Linked DNA regions of Homo sapiens: region 2 is linked to region 1. A link is an interaction called in ENCODE POLR2A ChIA-PET data of the cell type or tissue named here. Cell type or tissue: B cell. All regions are shown on one strand.

Region 1 (4,000 bases):
CAAGCCCCGTACTCTATAAATGTCATCCATCATTGATAGCTAACATGATAACGGCTCTAATAATGTTATAATTTTCATTTTCAACAGGCAATTAATTGTGGGGCCTTTGCCTGAGACCTCATTGCTTAGTCATTTAGAAAGTTGCTTTATCTCAACTTTCTTCAGAGGCAATGTATCCAAGACACCTGGTCCCATCCTACATGGCAGATGGCAACAGCAGGGGATACAGTAGCCATTGTTTTACTTCCTTCTATATGAAGCATATATTTGTTCTAGAGGCATTACAGGTCCAACTCCAAACATGTAAAGCAGAATGCAAAGGTGAATGCAAATTGTGGTCATAAGCCAACTTGTTTTGCCATGTGGAAAATATGGAAATAGTTGCTATGCATTGCACAAAACATCTGTTGAAATAAGGCTTTCAATTTGAATGCTTCAAGATAGACTGTTTCTAAAACCCAAGATTGCCTGGTGAGCAAGCAGATGGGCAATTTAGACAATCTTATACTAGCTCATCATCGCTTCTGAAACACGGCTTCATTGGCAATTGTAAGATAGTATTCTGAATTTGTATTTTGGAGATACACGACCTTCAGAAACACACGATGGCCACTTCTTATTGCTTTGGTTGCTATTGTTTAGATGTAGATCAGAAGGAGCACAGGGCCTTCCTTCTTAATACAGTTAAGACAGAATTTTTTAAAAATTTCATCTTTACCAGGGTCCTAAGTATTAATAAGAAATAAATTTTAAATTACTTTTGTAGGTTAGAAATACTTATTTTTTTTTCCCCTGAGACAGAGTCTTGCTCTGTCACCCAGAGCTGGAGTGCAATGGCTTGATCTCGGCTCACTGCAACCTCCGCCTCCCGGGTTCAAGCAATTCTCCTGCCTCAGCCTCCTGAGTAGGTGGGACTACAGGTGTGTGCTACCATGCCTGGCTAATTTTTTTGTATTTTTAGTAGAGACAAGGTTTCACCATGTTGTTCAGGCTGGTCTCGAACTCCCGACCTCAGGTGACCCATCTGCCTCGGTCTCCCAAAATGCTGGGATTACAGGCATGAGCCACCGCACCCAGCCTAGAAATACTCTTTTAAAAATATGCTTTTCTTCCTATGTGAGGGAGATGTTTGAAAAACAAACATCTGTTTTGCTCCTAGTGGGCCTAGTAACACTATGTCAAGCTTGATTGAGAAGTAAGTTATTTTTACCAAAAAAAAGTCCTATAAAATAAAAAATTTACATAGGTAATTTTCTACATAATTGAAGCTTTTAGAGCCTTTTTCCTGAAAAAAATTAAAAATTAGATTATGTACTTCTTTTCATTAGCATTATGCTCATGACTCAGAATTTCTCCAGGCTATTAAGATATAAAACTGTTGGTTTATAAAATAAGAAGCACCAGATTTCTATGTATTTTGGATGCCAGAGTATCTGCTGTTAATAATTTTCCTGGCTGTTAGTGATTTTAAAAAAAAGTGGTAGCTATTAATATGCTTCCATCTAGCAGAGCTCCTTATATCCTTGTTTAAGTTTTGCTTTTAATCTTCTTTGGGCTGAGAAGGCAGTCAAACTGGTGAAAATTATGTATATACCCAGAGCCCACTGCTTGAGTTGAAGTGTGAGGTTTGCCACGTGAATAAAGGGCATAAATATCAGTATCTATTCTAGTTGTTCAAAAGATTTGGGTTTATTTTCTGGTTTTGGCTATGTTTCAGAGAGTAGGATTTGTCAAATAAATAATATGTTATTATGTACATCAAAGAGCTAGTTAAATATTAGGTACTTTTCCCCCATTTCCATTATTCCAGGCATAAGACCTTTAGAGATTTTACTTAAGCAGAAAAACAAATATTTTTAGTTTCACAGAATGATACCCTGAGTTAAGCTCTGTTCCATGAGTCTAATCTCAGCTCCATGATTTACCAGTTACCTTTTCAATCGTCTGCACATCAGTGTTCTCATGATCTGAGATCTACTTGTAGGATTCTGGGATCCTAGGGCTGTAATTTGAGGGCTCAAGCAGAGGCTTATTGGAGATAGGATTTCTTTATCAGTAGGAGGTCAGACTGAATGACCTCTAAAATGTATTTTCTTTTTTTTTTTTTTTTTTTTTTGAGAGGGAGTCTCGCCCTGGAGTGCAGTGGCATGATCTTGGCTCACTGCAACCTTCACCTCCCAGGTTCAAGTGATTCTCCTGCCTCAGCCTCCCAAGTAGCTAGGATTACAGGCATGCGCCACCACACCCAGCTAATTTTTGTATTTTTTTTTTTTAGTAGAGATGGGGTTTTGTCCTGTTGGCCAGGCTAGTCCCAAAGTACTGGCCTAAAATGATCCACCCACCTTGGTCTCTCAAAGAGCTGAAATTAGAGGTGTGAGCCACTGCACCAGGCCTAAGATGTATTCTTAGCTTAAGATTAGACAATTCTGTGACTCACTTCTAGAAGACAATTCACATGTATCTATCAAAGTAAAATTTAAATACCCAAGGGAGATAATGGCTTATCTGTTCTAGCCTGGTTTTCCATTTTTCCCGAGTCATAAGTTGAGAGTGCCATTCTCAGAAATCATTATTTTCCCTTTCCTTTTCTTGAGGCCCCAAATTTAAAGCCATTAAAAGTTTTTGAAGCAATGAAATGAATTAAAGGAGACAAGGTTAAATATGCTCATACTGGGCATAGTGGCTCATGCCTGTAATCCCAGCACTGTGGGAGGCCGGGGTGGGTGGATCACCTGAACTCAGGAGTTTGAGACCAGTCTAGACAACATGGTGAAACCCATCTCTACAAAAAATACCAAAACTAGCTGAGTGTGGGTGGCATGTGCCTGTAATTCCAGCTACTTGGGAGGTTGAAACAGGAGGATGGCTTCAGCCCAGGAGGCAGAGTTTGCAGTGAGGTGAGATCATGCCACTGCACTCCAATCTGGGCAATAGAACCAAATCCTGTCTTGAAATAAATTCATTAATTAATTAAATTAAAATGGTCATATTGAGCTGGTTATAAATTCTCTTTGTAGCAACAATTGAGTCACTTCAAAAGGAGTTCATTGAAGGGGAACACCATGGCTTGCTGTTTCAGGTAAAATATCTCTGATATGTGTTCAGTTACTGTGGAGGAAGTTGTTCAATTCATGTAAGGTTTTGAAGCTAATTTATAACAGACAATGACTTTAATCATTAAATTAAATAACCAGTTTAGAAGAAAATGTTTTGGTGGACTTTGTTCTCTTCTGCACTTAAAGTATTTAGCAAAATAAGAAAGGAGATCTTACATTAGTGAGTGGCTACTGATAATATCTTCTAGAGAGGAAGCATTTCAGAATTTTCTTTGCCCCACCACTATATCTATTAGCGAACAGCCAGTTTTTCAGTCTTGGGGACCTCCTTTCTGATAGTAAGGGCATATCATTCAATTTATAATATGCTGAAATTTTGAGTATTCTTGAATAGGCTTTGATGGTTACTGTCTCTTTTTTCTTTCTCATATTTGAATTAAACTTTCTATTTCTTTCTGTATGGGTCATCTCAAGATATCCCTGGTAAAGTGTATTTCCTTCCCTTGTGATACTTGGTGAATCTCCTTTTTGTTCAGAAATGAAGAACATAAGGGAACAGCAAGGCAGCAAGGTTGGCACTGGAGGAAGATGATGGAGGAGGAAAGAAAGAAGGGTGATATTTGCATGTATCTGTTTCTAGGGCATCATGCAGACACATCTGTTAAAGCAGGAAAAAAAAAACCATGTGGAAGATTAAGCTAGGCAGAGTGCCTGAAAAGCCCTCTGCAATAAGTTGAGCTGGAAAAACCTCCATATCTAAAGATGCTTTAATCATCTCAAGAACACCAACAACATTTTCTATTATAATATAACTATGATAGATGTGAATCTACCTCTTGGATTAAGGCAATAATTTTATAGCTATCAAATTTTCACAGACACCATTTTCACTACTCTGAGTTGCATCTCTAACAAGCTTCTTTAGCCTCTGCCTACAGATTTCA
Region 2 (4,000 bases), 62 kb after region 1:
TAGTGATTTCCAAACTTTAGGGTGTATTTTTCCAAAACAGATTGTTGAGCCTTACCTCCAGGGTTTCGGATTCAGTAAGTTTGAGGTGGGGCTCATTAATTTGCATTTCTAGCAAATTCCCAGATGATGCCAGAGGATGCTGATGCCTCTGCTCGAGGGAACACATATTAACAACCACTGATTTAGACTGGAGTCCATAAACTACGGTCCCTGGGAAATCCCACTCACCACCAATTTTTGTAAATAAAGTTTTATTGGAACATAGCTGTGCCCATTCGTTTATACACAGCAGTTTTAGTGCTGCAATGGCTGAGTTGAGTAGCTGCATCAGAGCTAGTAGGGACCGCGAAGGTGAAAATATTTACCATCTGGCCTGTTACAGAAAAAGTTTGCCAACCTCTGATCTAGAATATTATTATTAAGACCAAATTGGCACTAACAAAACATAATGATGTAAATTTACAATGAAGTTAACATATCTGAATTCTAGTACAAACGTCATATTATTTTAGATTCTTTTAGCATCTGATTCAAATTTTCAATACCAATACATTTAAGACAGTTTAAAATTACATTTTTTCCTTTGTGTTTAATAAGGTTAAAGCTTATTAGATGTTAGATAATATGAAATAAAGTAAAAGCGTGAGCAATTATTTTACTTATAAGTTTTGATTCAAGAATCAACCTACTTCCACAATCATCCATCCCTTCACTGGTTTACACTGTGGAGGAAGCTCCAAAATATCCAAGTGGTATACTCCACCCAGAGTTGTGAACTGGCATAAATCCACCACATTGTCTTCAAAGAAATCTGGCTTTTCAGAAGAATTCTCTACCAGCAACAACTGTGCTAAAATTAATCAGATTAACAGTTTTCAAATAGATTACAGTTTAGTATGTTCTTAGGAAAGAAATTTAAAAATTCTCATACTGGTAAAGGAAGTTTCTATTCAACCAGCTACTAAAACTTTTCAAAAAGCAGTTAACTCAAAATGATTCATAGAGCTGACCTTGGAAGTGGAAACAGGCATGAGTAATGGTGGGGTATAGGGGAGGACATAATTTTTATTTCATCTATGAAACCATACAATAAGCATGTGTTATTATTAAAATGAAAACAGGCTGGGGGCAGTGATTCATGCCCACTACTTTGCGAGGCTGAGGTGGGAGAATCGCTTGAGCCTAGGAGTTTAAAACGAGTCTGGGCAACATAGCAAGACCCCATCTCTATAAATAATTTAAAAATTAGCTAGCCTGGTGGTGCATGCCTGTGGTCCCAGCTACTCAGCAGGCTGAGGTAGGAGAATTACTGGAGCCTGGGCAGTTGAGGCTGCAGTGAGCCATAATCTGCACCACTACTGGGCAATAGAGCAAGATCTCATCTCAAAAAAAAAAAAAAAAAAAAGAAGGAGAAGAAGAAGAAGAAAGAAAAAGTGAAGTTTAAGGCCTGTTATGAAAAAATATGCTAAGAAATATATAGAAAATAGATTCCTAGAAGTTATGGGGAAAGAAGCATAAAGTTAACAGAAAAGATGTATATAAATCTCAAACTAAAAGATTGACAAATTAGACATCGCTATTGCCTTGACACTTCTAAACTATATCCAACTGCTATTTGCCAGGACAAGACTGAATGCAAACACTTGTTAATACCCAGAAGTGTTGCGAGATTTTCAGTTGTGTATGTGTACTTGTGAAAGTTCATTACAATATTGTAGTAATACAAAATTAGAAACAACCTGCCTATCAATAGGGATTTAAAAAGTGTTCCATTATTGGATGGAATTATACAACTACTTCAAAAAGTGAGGTTACCAATGTATTCTTAGAATAATGTTGAATATTCATTTACATGAAATATATATTGTGTTCTATGTATGTAACACGTTGTTAGGTGGGAAAAAAGTAATTCTCAACAAAAACATTTGTATAATATAATCCCATGGTTTTATTAGAAATTAAGAGAGACAGGGATAAATTGAGCAAAGAAATCTGTTAACACTGGTATCTCAGAAAAGGGACTATGAAGAATTTTCACTTTAAATATATTTTTGCAATGTCTGAATTTTTTTAACAATGATCCTGTATTTCTTCTGTAAGAAGAAAATCTCAATAAAGTTAAATTCTTAAAATGTAATTTAGAATACCTGCTGAAACAGTTTCACTTAATACTTTCATCTCTCGTTCACATTTTATGGCTTCAGATTCTTCCTCAGCAGAACTCTATAAAAAACCACAGACATATGGGTGTGATTGTCAGTGTCTACATAGTACAGTCATTGTCTTTGTGTTCCAGTCCTCACTTCAGATGCCTGCTACCTTAATTCTAGGCTGAAAACCCCAAACTGATACTTGCTCTACCATAAAACTGGACTCAAAAGCAATATTTTAACAAGCAATTAAAATATCTACAAAACTTCACAAGGGCAAGAGGTTACCCTGCTCAGATTCTCTGCTGAAAATCCTCAAGTGTAAAAGATGGAGATTAGGAAGCAATGCAAGCTATAAAAAATATTATTTATATTTGCATTTTGGTTTATCCAGGAGGTAGATTTTGCTTAAATTTGATAATCAGCTCTGGTAGAGTCATCCCAAAGCCTGCTTTTGGGTAAGTCTCTCAAGGAAATTAAAGATGTTGCAGCTCAAGTAATGTAGAAGATAGTATCCCATTGTACTCTAGTGCAGTAAAAATAATCTAGACTTTATGTCTAAATCTGCCACTAACTTACCTTTCTGACCTTGAGCAAGTCATTTAACTATTATGAGCCTCAAATTCCTGATGTAACAATAACACATTTGGTATTTAACTGTGTATCAGACATATAACACATCTTGCAAACAATCCGAAGAAATAAGGAAACTGAAGCTGAGGGAGATAACTGTTTTAAGGGTCAAATAAGATAATGGAAATAAAAGAACTTTGGGTAATGTAAAGCACTAGATAAATGCAGTGTTGCTAGTATAAAAATTGTGTGTGTGTGTGTGTGTGTGTGTGTGTGCTAATACTTGCAAATTGAATGACATCCAGCAAACTTCACTTGACTTCAGGTAGCACCTGTACTTCTGCAGCAATAGAATAACCTTATACCAGAGTTCTAGTCAGAAATTTAAAGCTAGTTATTCCCATGACTCTTACCCATCATACACAGACAAGTCCCCCTTAGTAGACTAGCCTTTCCCATCTCTCATCACCATATTGCCCTATGTGTCTTCCCCCTGACCAGCTTTAACACTATTACATTCTCTGCAAACCCTTTCCATCATGCCTCTGAACCTTCTCCCTTATTTATTCATTCAAAAAAAAAATTACAGAGCTCCTAAATAGTAGTGGCATTGCTAGACACTGGCAATAAAAAACAAGGTCCCTGACATAAGGAACTTCCAGACTATTAGGGAAGCAAGTAAACAAATGGGTATATTTTTGTAAGTGTTGTAGTATAAAGTAAAGGAGCCACAATAGGAGTACAAGGAAGAGGAGTTAATTCTGTGGGAAAATGTGTGGGTGAAGACAGGCAACACCTCTCTTACCTAAAGGTAGTAAGTTTGAACTAAATTTTTTTTTAACTTTTATTTTAGGTTTGAGGGTGCATGTGAAGGCTTGTTGTACAGGCAAACTCAGGTCACAGGGGTTTGTTGTACAGATTATCTCATCACCTAGGTATGAAGCCTAGTACCCAATAGTTATTTTTCTGCTCCTTGCTCTCCTCCCACCCTCTACTCCTAAGTAGGCCCCAGTGTCTGCCATTCTCTTCTTTGTGTTCATCAGTTCTCATCATTTAGCTCCCACTTACAAGTGAGAATATGTAGCATTTGGTTTTATGTTCCTGCATTAGTTTGCTAAGGATAATAGCCTTCAGCTCCACCCACGTTCCTGCAAAAGACACGATCTCATTCTTTCTTATGGCTGCATAGTATTCCATGGTGGGTATGTACATTTTCTTTATCCAATCTGTCACTGATGGGCATTTAGGTTGATTCCATGTCTCTGCTATTGTGAAGA

Evidence for each region. ChIA-PET counts read pairs that join two places held together with the same protein. Peaks named below come from ENCODE experiments on the same cell type or tissue, not always from the same donor. Only the 100,000 strongest peaks of a DNase experiment are listed, where the experiment ranks them.
Region 2: POLR2A ChIA-PET joins it to region 1 with 5 read pairs; 5 of 35 experiments call an interaction of 5 or more read pairs at or near these places.

Annotation. Positions count from the first base shown.
Region 1 is chr12:25,058,575-25,062,574 of GRCh38, forward strand. It overlaps IRAG2 (inositol 1,4,5-triphosphate receptor associated 2), which reads left to right. Exons shown (of 22, transcript NM_001366544.2): 2 at 3,018-3,079. Among named protein-coding and RNA genes, the nearest start is that of IRAG2, 7.9 kb to the left of the region's middle. In B cell, no CTCF peak of the experiment used is centred here; a DNase peak (open chromatin) is centred at 337; H3K4me3 peaks cover 584 bases; H3K27ac peaks cover 3,703 bases.
Region 2 is chr12:25,121,064-25,125,063 of GRCh38, forward strand. It overlaps DNAI7 (dynein axonemal intermediate chain 7), which reads right to left. Exons shown (of 16, transcript NM_018272.5): 10 at 2,148-2,223; 11 at 690-850. Among named protein-coding and RNA genes, the nearest start is that of IRAG2, 70 kb to the left of the region's middle. In B cell, no CTCF peak of the experiment used is centred here; no DNase peak of the experiment used is centred here.